2 separate regions of the Homo sapiens genome follow, and region 1 is linked to region 2. A link is an interaction called in ENCODE POLR2A ChIA-PET data of the cell type or tissue named here. Cell type or tissue: B cell. All regions are shown on one strand. Each heading gives the region's core, and the rest is flanking DNA. Links, peaks and the distances in the headings are about the cores only.

Region 1 (6,612 bases), core at 1-5,000, 130 kb after region 2:
ATACATCACCTGAGGTCAGGAGTTCAAGACCAGCCTGACCAACATGAGGAAACCCTGTCTCTACTAAAAATACAAAAATTAGCCAGGCATGGTGGCGGGTGCCTGTAATCCCAGCTACTCAGGAGGCTGAGGGAGGAGAATCGCTTGAACCCAGGAGGCGGAAGTTGCAGTGAGCCGAGATGCACCATTGCACTCCAGCCTGGGAGACAAGAGCAAAACTCCGTCTCGAAAAAAATAAAAATAAAAATAAATAAAAATAGCAGTTGCTATCTGCTTCAAAAAGGTTATATATTTATTGTTTATGTTATGCTTCACTAAGCTTCAAATTGTTATACAATAGCACTCCTAATAACAACTGTTTCTGGTACTCCGTACTGAAATCTCTAAGGACTGTGACTCAGTGTGGCTGACACAAGTGGTATTCAGTGCAGATCAATTTTATATCTTCTCCAGATATAAAATGGGTGTTGGGTCTTTTTTTATCTTCATCATTTTAATGTCCTCACTTTAAGAGAAAAGGTTTTGGGTCTTAAAAGTTAATAACCTGACCCTATTTTGAGTGCATGATATCTTAAACTGTATGTTTTCCTGTCTCAAGAACCCATTTAGCTCAAGAATGTTGTAGGATTACAAGATTATAAGGCAAGCTATTTAAAACAATATCATTTCCATACTTACCTACTCATTTGTGTGAATTAGGATGACCTAAAGATTGTGCAACCAAAATAATGTACAGGAAAAAAACTGGATGCAGAGGCGGATACAGAATACAACTGCTATCTCTAGGATTTGATTTCAAATTACTAAGTGTCTTCATTAAGAGTCTCAATGCTCCCAAGGGATGACTTCATAAGAAATACCTGGCTTGGAACATAGAAAAGGTTTATTGTGCTAAAAGAATCTGAAAACCACTAGTCCATGATACTTACCTCTCGGTCTGATCTTCGAGGACATAAAGCATCCACTTCATCAAAGAATATCACACAGGGTGCTGAGTTCTTGGCTCGTTGAAAAACTTGTCGCACAGCACGTTCACTCTCACCAACATACTAAACATACACAGAAAGGAAATAAAATACCAACAGTTCAACTTTGTGGTTTGGGTCAAATGATACTAAACAGTTTTATGTGACATAAACTAGTTTTATGTGTCAAAGTCCAGAAAGTATCAGAATGAACCATATACAATTGCTGATATTTAACCATTTTTGACCTGTAATAGCCAACTGCATATAGTTCAACTTAATAAAATTAGCTACTATTTAAGCCTACTATAAATTTCCTTATTTATAAAATGAAGACTTAAGTGAAACGTAAGTTCTTCTCTAGCTCAAAAAAAATCACCAAAATTCAATTGCACTTTAGAACTAATCTTGTAAGCCTCGTGCATATAAAATATCCAGCAGTAATTTTCATTAATTCAACAGTATTTTACATACACACAAGTCAAATTACTGTTTTATTGTTATTTTTACACAAGTCGTCTTACTAAATAAAGGAATAACTATTTTGTCATACAGCATCAGAGGAGGCAAAGTGAGCCAACTAGGCACTTAACAGGTTTCATAATGGCTTACTCTATGTTGAAATCTAAATCAAAATATAAAACATTAAGATAAGTCAAGAAATATAGCAATTCACAAGCAACTATAACATTAGGACTAAGTAATATGAAAAGCTACATGTAAGGATTATTTCACTTTTAGCTTAGGCATAAGAAATTTTTCTTGTAAAATGTCAAACCAGATGATTAAGAAAGAGCAGTTTTTTTCTTAATGAAACTGCCAAATAAGATGGAATCCAAAAACATCTTTACAGTGCCAATTATTATTATTATTTTTGTTTTAAGACAGGGTCTCTCTGTCAACCAGACAGGAGTGCAGTGGAGCCATCTCGGCTCACTGCAACCTCCACGCCCCCAGGCTCAAGTGATTCTCCTGCCTCAGCCTCCTGAGTAGCTAGGATTGCAGGCATACCACCACTACCACCTGGCTAATTTTTGTATTTTTAGTAGAGATGGGGTTTCACCATGTTGGCCAGGCTGGTCTCGAACTCCTGAACTCAAATATCCACCTGACTCAGCCTCCCAAAATACTGGGATTACAGGCATGAGCCACTGCCCCCGGCCTACAGTGCCAACTATTTCATATCACCTATGCTATTTAATGACTATATGGCCATACTAAATAATCAAGGCAAAGAGTACCACAGACGACAGAGATTAAAGTGCTATTTTTTCATTTGACTAGAACTTTCTTTCCCTCACATCCTTTTGGTACTTTTCTTTGAACTTTTGCTCATTCTGCTTCCCTTACTTGAACTGCTTTCTAACCTACCTCCAAACATTTCTTCTTGCATTCTAAAAGATCCTCATTAATCATTCTTCCCATAATAGTTAATTTGATTAAGTTGAACTATATGCAGTTGGCTATTACAGGTCAAAAATGGTTAAATATCAGCAATTGTATATGGCTTATCCTCATCCTGATACTTTCTGGACTTTGACACATAAAACTAGTTTTATGACACATAAAACTAGTTTTATGACACATAAAACTAGTTTTATGACACATAAAACTAGTTTTATGACACATAAAACTGTTTTACTATCATTTGACCGAAACCAAACCCAAAGTATTTCTTTGCTCTTAAAGTACTTTGTATTATTATAATATTTGAGCTCTTCTACCTTCACTATATTATATTACAAAGCCCTTGGAAAGCAGGGGTCCTATTCAGATATTCAGATTTTATCATTATTGTAACATTTGAGCTCTTCTACCCTCACTATATTATATTACAAAGTCCTTGGAAAGCAGGAGTCCTATTCAGATTTTTCTGTCATAACATCCTGCACAGTGTACAAATATAGCACACAGTGTGCAAATATAATAAACAGTGTACAAATATAGTAGACTTTCCTGGAAAATCGAATTCAGCAAAAACTATACTTGCAATGCTGAAGCAAAATATTCAGTACTATTGTAAAAGAAGGCATATCAGGGGGCTGGGAGACATAAAGTTTCAGATAGGAATAGAAGAGAACAATCAATACCGTTGGCAAAGTGACTTTGGAAATGGTAAACCAAGGTAGCTAGGTAAAAGGAAATTTAATTTAGGGAAAGGTAAACCTAAAGTTTCAACGAGGACATATTAAAACCTACTTAATCTTAACAAGGCAACAGTGATTAAAAATAAGTAAATAAATGAAAAGCCCATCTTATCCTTTATTTGAAACATATGCAACATTTCAAGTAAAGATCCTACATTTATTATCTCAAAATCTTTATTGGCCATCAAATTTTCAACCATTTTATTCTGGCTTTTGCAAACATCATTATTAAACATATTTTCCCTAAAGCCACCAATGACCTTCTAATTACCAAATCCCAAGTCCCACTCTCACTATCTTTTATACTGTTTAGTCACACTGACAAGGTTGAAAAACTCATCTTCCCTTGGTTTTCAGGCTTAGAAGGTCCGGGGTGTTCTCCATCTTATGACCAAGCACTTTCGGTCTCCTTTACCAGATCTTGCTTCTTTATCCCTTAATTGTTCGAATCTTTCAGGGTTCTGTCAGAGGCCCTTAATGTAACTGTTCTTTTACTTAACAAACTTGTCCTACCAGACTGAACCCATTCCCATGGTTTTAGATGCCACTTGGATGATAGTGACTTTCAAATCTCTTCAGAGCTTCAGATTCACATTTCCTACTGCCTGCTGGACATCTCCAGATGGCTGTTTAATCTAAAATGTCCTAGAGTGAACTCATTTTCCAATCCCAAGATGCCCATCTTCCTCATTAGATCATCTAATCTTTTTTTTTTTTTTTTTTTTTTTGAGGCGGAGTCTCACTGTGTCGCCCAGGCTGGAGTGCAGTGGCGTGATCTCTGCTCACCGTTAACCTCCACCTCCTGAGTTCAAACAATTCTCCTGCCTCAGCTTCCTGAGTAGCTGGGATTACAGACACCCACCACCATGCCTGGCTAATTTTTTTGTATTTTTACAATGGGGTTTCACCACATTGGCCACACTGGTCTTAAATTCTTGACCTCAAGTGATCTGCCCACCTTGGCCTCCCAAAGTGCAGGGATTATAGGCGTGAGCCACCGCACCCAGCCCAGATCATCTAATCTTTCAGAGACATTCTGCACTCTTCCATAGACCTCTTCCCCCTACCCACCCGTTAAAAACAAATCAGACCACAATGAGGCAAAATGTCATATTTACCAGACTGGCAAAAATGAAAATATCAGACACCAACACTGCTGTTGAGAATGTGGGACAATCTGATACAATCACTTTATAAAAATAGTTAGCAATATCCAATTTTTTTTTTTTGAGACAGGATGTTGCTCTGTTGCCTAGGCTGGAGAGCAGTGGCGTGATCATAGCTCACTGCAGCCTCGACCTCTCAGGCTCACGTGATCCTCCCACCTCAGCCTCCCAAGGAGATGGGACTACAGGTGTGCATCTGGCTAATTTTATGGGGTTTTTTTGTAGAGACAGGGTCTCACTATGTTGCCCATGCTGGTCTCAAACTGGCCTCAAGCAATCCTCCTGCCTTGACCTCTCAAAGTGCTGGGATTATAGGTGTGAGCCACTGTGCCCAGCCAATACCTAATATTTTTGAAAGTGCACATACTCTAAGATTCAGCAATTCTCCTTCTGGGTATATACCCTAAGGGGAAAAAAATCTCACAAATATATGCAAAGATATACATATATAATATTCAACCTAAAAATTCATCAGAAAAAAAACTGATTTTTAAAGTATGGTTACATTCATTCAATGAAATGCCACACAAAAAGTTAATAAACTAAAAATACATCAACAGAGATAAGTATTATAAATAAATATTGAACAAAAATAACAACCAAGAATAGGTGTAGTCACTCACGCATGTAATCCTAGCATTTTGGGAGGCTGAGATAGGAGGATCACCTGAGGCCAGGAGTTTGAGACCAGCCTGGACAATACAGCAAAACCTCTACTTCCAGAGACCCTGTCTCTCTCTCAAAAAACAAAACAAAACAAAAACCAAAAAACTCAACCAAACCAAGTTGCAAAATAATACACACTATTTAAAGGGGTTTTTTGTTTGTTTTGCTTTATACCATGGAGAGTTTATAAGGAGAGTTCCAAACTTATAACTAAAGAGATATAACAGTTATAAACTTCAAATGTACCCATCACTGACCTTCAATTATTATCAACTCGATTAATGACCAGTCTTGCTTCATCTATACTCCTGGCCACTTTCCTTGTTTTATTGAAGAAAATCCTAGATGTCCTATTTTATTTATAAATATTTCAGTATCTCTAAAATATGATTTTAAAATGTCATATCACACTTAAAAATTAGTATTTCCTTAATATAAAATATTCAGTAAGCACTAACATTTCCAATTATCTCATAAACCTCATACTTGAAAAAAATTACATTAAAAATTTTTTTGGTAGAGACAGGGTCTTGGTATGCTGGTCTGTCTTAAATGCCTGGCCTCAAGTGATCCTCTTGCCTCAGCCTCCCAAAGTGCTGGGGATTACAGGTGTCGGCCACTGTGCCTGGCCTTATACTTCTGAAACATATAAAATAATACTATATATTGTTTAGGGATAAATATACACATAGTAAATATAGAAAGAAGTGCATGGAACTAATAAGCACCAAATTCAGCCTTGTGGTAAGTTCCATGGGAAAGAGAACAGGGAACATCATGAGGGAGGGTTTGCAAGAAGCTTTAAGTGTACTGCTGTTTTTTTTTGTTTTTTTTTTTTTTGCTGGGTGATAGATACATAGGGGTATATTATATTACTCTTTGGAATTCCTTATATGTGGAAATATTTTATAATAAAATTTTTATTAATTACAATCTTTAAAAATATGTTACACTCTTGACTTAAAGCCTCTATTAGCTCTCTGATATTCTGAAGTTAACATCCAAACTTTAGCTTGGTATAAAGGCCCTTCAATGTCTGGCTATAACCTTCTTTTCCAATCCCAGTTCCCACCAATGCCCTCTGCTTCAAGGTTCACATCTAATACCACCTCTGCTGGAAAATCAAAACCAAGTACAAGAAAAGTTACGAGGTATGTAAAAAGCCCATAGGAAATACTTAAGTATAACTCCCTTATTTTAGGGAGAAAGTAATACACAATAGGAAAGATTTAAAAATTGAGGTAGAGATAAATTTTAAAAACCTTTTAAAACAAATGTTACCCTCATTTCTTCTTTGTTGGAATATATCATAGAATGGCATTTTTACTTTTCACAGAGAGGGACAAAAAATAAATTCAAAGTGTCTTAAATTTGGATAATAAGTTTCTTAAATGCAGAAGGAAGATACAGCACTTGAGTGACTTCTATCTCCAGAAGTATTTTTATTTATTAATATGGAACTCATCTGAGCCACATGACAACTGGACAAAAAGTAGATCAGGAGTCAGACAACTCAGATTGAAATCTTTGCTCTACTGCTTCTAGCTGTGGGAAAATTCAGGCTCAGAGGTTAACAGACTTAATTGAGAAAGCATTTATACACCCAAAGTGGCAGAGCAGAGCAAAGCTCAGCCTCCTCACTCCTACAGCACTGATTTTAAATACCAA
Region 2 (5,000 bases), core at 1-5,000:
GAGAAAAAAAAATCAGGCTGGGCTCAGTGGCTCACGCCTGTGATCCCAGCACTTTGGGAGGCTGAGGTGGGTGGATCACCTGAGGTCAGGAGTTCAAGACCAGCCTGGCCAACATGGTGAAGCCCTGTCTCTACTAAAAATAAAAAAATTGCCAGGCACAGTGGCTCCCACCTGTAATCCTAGCACTTCGGGAGGCCAAGGCAGGTGGATTGCCTGTGCTTAAGAGTTTGAACCGGCCTGGGCAACATGGTGAAACCCTGTCTCTACTAAAAGTACAAAAAGCCAGGCATGGTGGTGCGTGCCTGTAATCCCAGCCACTCGGGAGGCTGAGGCACGAGAATCGCTTCAACCCAGGAGGCAGAGGTTGCAGTGAGCCGAGATCTTGCCACTGAACTCCAGCCTGGGGGACAGAAAGACACTCTGTCATAAATAAATAATCGTGCCACTGAACTCCAGCCTGGGGGACAGAAAGAGACTCTGAAATAAATAAATAAGTAAGTAAGTAAATAACAGAATGAGACTCTGTCTTAAATAAATAAGCAACCAAGCAAGCGTGCGGTGGTGCGGGCCTGTAGTCCCAGCTAAATAAATACATATATTAGCCGGGTGCAGTGGTGCGGAACCCAGGAGATGGAGGTTGCAGTGAGCCAACATCGTGCCACTGCACTCCAGCCTGGGTGACAGAGTGAGACTCTGTCTCAAAAAAAAAAAAAAAAAGAGAAGGAGAAAAAAAAATCAGTTCCCGGCCAGGGCCACTGTCTGTTTAGTTTGTGCATTCTCCATATATCTGCATGAGTTTTCTCTGGGCACTCTGACTTCCTCCGACATCTCAGAGCTGTGCCTGTTAGGTTCATTGACATGTCTTAGTGGTCCCAGTCTGAGTGAGTGTGGGTGTGAGGGTGCCCTGCAGTGAGATGGCATCCTGGCCAGGGTGGATAACGACCTGGTGCCCTGAGCTGCTAGGATGGGCTCCAGCCACCTGCAACCCTGAACTAGAATAAGCAGATTGAAAAATGAATGAATAGGACGGGTGTGGTGGCTCACGCCTGTAATCCCAACACTTTGGGAGGCCGAGGCGGGCAGATCACGAGGTCAGGTGATCGAGACCATCCTAGCTAACACGGTAAAACCCCATTTCTACTAAAAATACAAAAAATAAATAAATAAATTAGCCAGGCGTGATGGCGGGCACCTGTAGTCCCAGCTACTTGGGAGGCTGAGGCAGGAGAATAGCATGAACCCGGGAGGCGGAGCTTGCAGTGGGCTGAGATCACGCCACTGCACTCCAGCCTGGACGACAGAGCAAGACTCCATCTCAAAAAAAAAAAAAAGAAAAATGAATGAATAGCCAGGCATGGTGGCTCACACCGTAATCCCAGCACTTTGGGAGGCTGAGGCGGGTGGATCACTTGAGGTAAGGAGTTTGAGACCAGCCTGGCCAGTAGAGATAGTGAAACCCCATCCTCTACTAAAAATACAAAATTTAGCCAGGCATGGTGGCATGCACCTGTAATCCCAGCTACTCGGGAGGTTGAAGCACAAGAACCACTTGGACCCAGAGAGAGATGGAGGTTGCAGTGAGCTGAGGTTGCGCCACTGTACTCCAGCCTGGGAAACAGAATGAAACTATGTCTCAAAAAAAAAAAAAAGGAATGAATGAATGGGCCAGGTGTGGTGGTTCATGCTTGTAATCCCAGCACTTTGGGAGGCCAAGATAGGAGGATCACTTGAGACCAGGAATTCAAGACCAGCCTGAGCAACATAGGGAGACCTCGTCTCTACAGAAAAAAAAAATTGCCAGGCATGGTGGCACACACCTATGGTCACAGCTACACAGGAGACTGAAGTGAGAGGATCGCTTTAGCCCAGGAGGTCAGGGCTGCAGCGAGATGTGGTCATGCCACTGCACTCCAGCCTGGGCAACAGGGCGAAGACCCTGTCTCAAAAAAAAACAAAAAAGGCTAGGTGCAGTGACTCACACCTATGATTTCAGCACTTTGGGAGGCGGAGGTGTGTGGATCACGAGGTCAAGAGATCGGGACCATCCTGGCCAACATGGTGAAACCCCATCTCTACTAAAAATACCAAAATTAGCTGGGCGTGGGTGTGTGTGCCTGTAGTCCCAGCTACTTGGGAGGCTGAGGCAGGAGACTCACTTGATCTGGGAGGTGGGGGTTGCAGTGAGCCGAGATCGTGCCACCACTGCACTCCAGCCTGGTGACAGAGCAAGACTCCATCTCAAAAAACAAAAAACAAGCCCTCCTATTTGTTATTGTTTCTGAACTACATGTTGGTAGGAGGTGCTCCTTAAAATTTTTGCTTTACAAACATGTATTCCCTGAAGTAACCCACCACCATGATGACTGCCATAGCTCACTGATTGACCAAAAATTGGATACATTATCTTGTTTTTATTAATCTTTCTTAAATGTGTGTATAGTTCACATTTATTTCAGTGTTTGATATTAGAAGTGTTTTAGGGGCCGGGCGCGGTGGCTCACACCTATAATCCTAGCACTTTGGGAGGCTGAGTCGAGTGGATCGCTTGAGGTCAGGCGTTCAAGACCAGCCTGGCCAACATGGTGAAACCCCATCTCTACTAAAAAATAGATAAATAAATACTAAAATTAGCCGGGCGTGATGGCGGGCATCTGTAGTTCCAGCTACTCGGAGGCTGAGGCAGGAGAATCGCTTGAACCAGGGAGGCAGAGGTTTCAGTGAGCTGAGATCGCGCCACTGCACTCCAGCCTGGGCAACAGAGCAAGACTACATCTCAAAAAAAAAAAAAAAAAAAAAGGAAGTGTTTTAGGTCTTTATTTAGAGGTTTGGTGGTTTTCATGACCAGAACTATGCCTTAGGAACTTAACACTTGTTTATATTAATTAGCCTATGATAAAATTGGTTTCATTACATGTCATTTCACTTAAAGTCGGGATTTTCAAGAACCTATCAACATTAAAATGAGGACTTCTGTATAATATAGTAAATACTAGGCGATGGGAATTTTCCAACTCCATTATAATCTTACAGGATGACCCTCATATATGGTTTGTCATTGACCATAACATCATGATGCAGCACATAACCGTATTCAAACAAACATGCCATATAAAGAATATTGAGGCCAGGCCTGGTAGCTCATGCCTGTAATCCCAGCACTTTGGAAGGCTGATGCGGGCAGATCACCTGAGGTCATGAGTTCGAGACCAGCCTGGCCAACATGGTGAAACTCCACCTCTACTAAAAGTACAAAAATTATCCGGGCATGGGCCAGGCGCAGTGACTCACACCTGTAATCCCAGCACTTGGAAGGCCAAGGCAGGTGGATCACCAGAGGTCGGGAGTTTGAGACCAGCCTGACCAACATGGAGAAACCCATCGCTACTAAAAATACAAAATTGTCCAGGTGTGGTGGTGCAAGCGTGTAATCCCAGCTACTCAGGAGGCTGAGGCAGGAGAACTGCTTGTATCCGGGAGGTGGAGGTTGCGGTGAGCTGAGATTGTGGCATTGCCCTCCAGCCTGGGCAACAATAGCGAAACTCCTTCTCAAAAAAAAAAAAAAAAAATTATCCGGGCGTGGTGGCACACGCCTGTATTCCCAGCTACTCAGGAGGCTGAGGTAGGAGGATCACTTGAACCTGGGAAGCGGAGGTTGCAGTGAGCCGGGATCACACCATCACACTCCAGCCTGGGCGATAGAGTGAGACTGTCTTCAAAAAAAAAAAAATTAAAAATAATATTTAGAAAATTTTAGATGCACTTAGGTTTTTTAAATATGGAGGAAATTTTTTTAAAAAATAAAAGGGGTAGAAGGGAAAGTTAAGGAAATCTCAAGTACAACAAAAAGACAGATGAAAAATGAGAAAAAAATGAGCATTTATGAGGTTCAGTATTCTAGCAGGAGCTTTGTTTGCTAAACAGTAGATTAAAAAATTATTTCTCACCCACAGTCTAAAGGCCTAAATGATATTCATCGTATATAATTTGTTACTGTACCATTTTAGACATAAGCGTGGTACTTCTACTGTGTGTTAGAAATGTGATGGTGTACTTTTTAATTTTTGTAGAGACTGTTTCTAGCTATGTTGCTCTTGAACTCCTGCCTCCCTTGGCCTCTCAAAGTGCTGAGATTACAGGCATAAGCCACCAGCCACAGCCTGTACTGTACTTTTATAAAACTAAAATTTTTTTTTTTTTTTTTTTTTGGGAGACTGAGTCTTGCTGTGTCGCCCAGGCTGGAGTGCAGTGGCACGATCTGGGTTTGCTGCAACCTCTGCCTCCCAGGTTCAAGCGATTCTTCTGCCTCAGCCTCCCGAGTAGCTGGGACTATAGGCACGTGCCACCATGCATGGCTAATTTTTGTATTTTTAGTAGAGACAGGGTTTCACCATATTGGCCAGGCTGGTCTCGAACTCCTGACCTCGTAATCCGCCCTCCTTGGCCTCCCAAAGTGCTGGGATTACAGGCGTGAGCCACCGTGCCTGGCCAAAAATATTTTTTATAACCTGTAGTCAGCTCTGTATTCGTGGGTTCCACATTCATGGATTCAACCAACCGTGGATAGAAAATATTTAGTGAGACTCTGTCAAAAAATATATATGTATATTTAGAGAAGAAAAACAATTGCCGGATGCGGTGGCTCACGCCTATAATCCCAGCACTTTGGCAGGCCGAGGCAGGCGGATCACAAGGTCAAGAGTTCAAGACCAGCCTGACCAATATGGTGAACCCGCATCTCTACTAAAAATACAAAAATTAGCTGGGCGTGGTGGCAAGCGCCTGTAGTCCCAGCTACTCGGGAGGCTGAGGCAGGAGAATCACTTGAACCCCGGAGGCAGAGGTTGCAGTGAGCCGAGATCATGCCACTGCACTCCAGCCTGGGCAACAGAGCGAGACTGTGTCAAAAAAAAAAAAAAGAGAAGAAAAACAATTTTTAAAACCACAGCTGTTTTTAAAATATGAATTTTAAAATAGTACAATGTAACTACTATTTACAAAGC

Evidence for each region. ChIA-PET counts read pairs that join two places held together with the same protein. Peaks named below come from ENCODE experiments on the same cell type or tissue, not always from the same donor. Only the 100,000 strongest peaks of a DNase experiment are listed, where the experiment ranks them.
Region 1: POLR2A ChIA-PET joins it to region 2 with 5 read pairs; 3 of 35 experiments call an interaction of 5 or more read pairs at or near these places.

The regions. Positions count from the first base shown.
Region 1 is chr1:224,274,410-224,281,021 of GRCh38, forward strand. NVL (nuclear VCP like) reads right to left here. Exons shown (of 23, transcript NM_002533.4): 17 at 930-1,049. Among named protein-coding and RNA genes, the nearest start is that of MIR320B2, 21 kb to the left of the region's middle. RefSeq lists a silencer at 404-604. In B cell, for the core only: no CTCF peak of the experiment used is centred there; no DNase peak of the experiment used is centred there.
Region 2 is chr1:224,142,519-224,147,518 of GRCh38, forward strand. The region is part of intron 3 of FBXO28 (F-box protein 28); the gene reads left to right. LOC124903813 (UPF0764 protein C16orf89-like) reads right to left here and starts at 427. Exons shown (of 3, transcript XM_047436340.1): 1 at 284-427; 2 at 63-164. The coding sequence starts at 427. RefSeq lists an enhancer at 2,873-3,374. In B cell, for the core only: no CTCF peak of the experiment used is centred there; a DNase peak (open chromatin) is centred at 2,923; H3K27ac peaks cover 352 bases.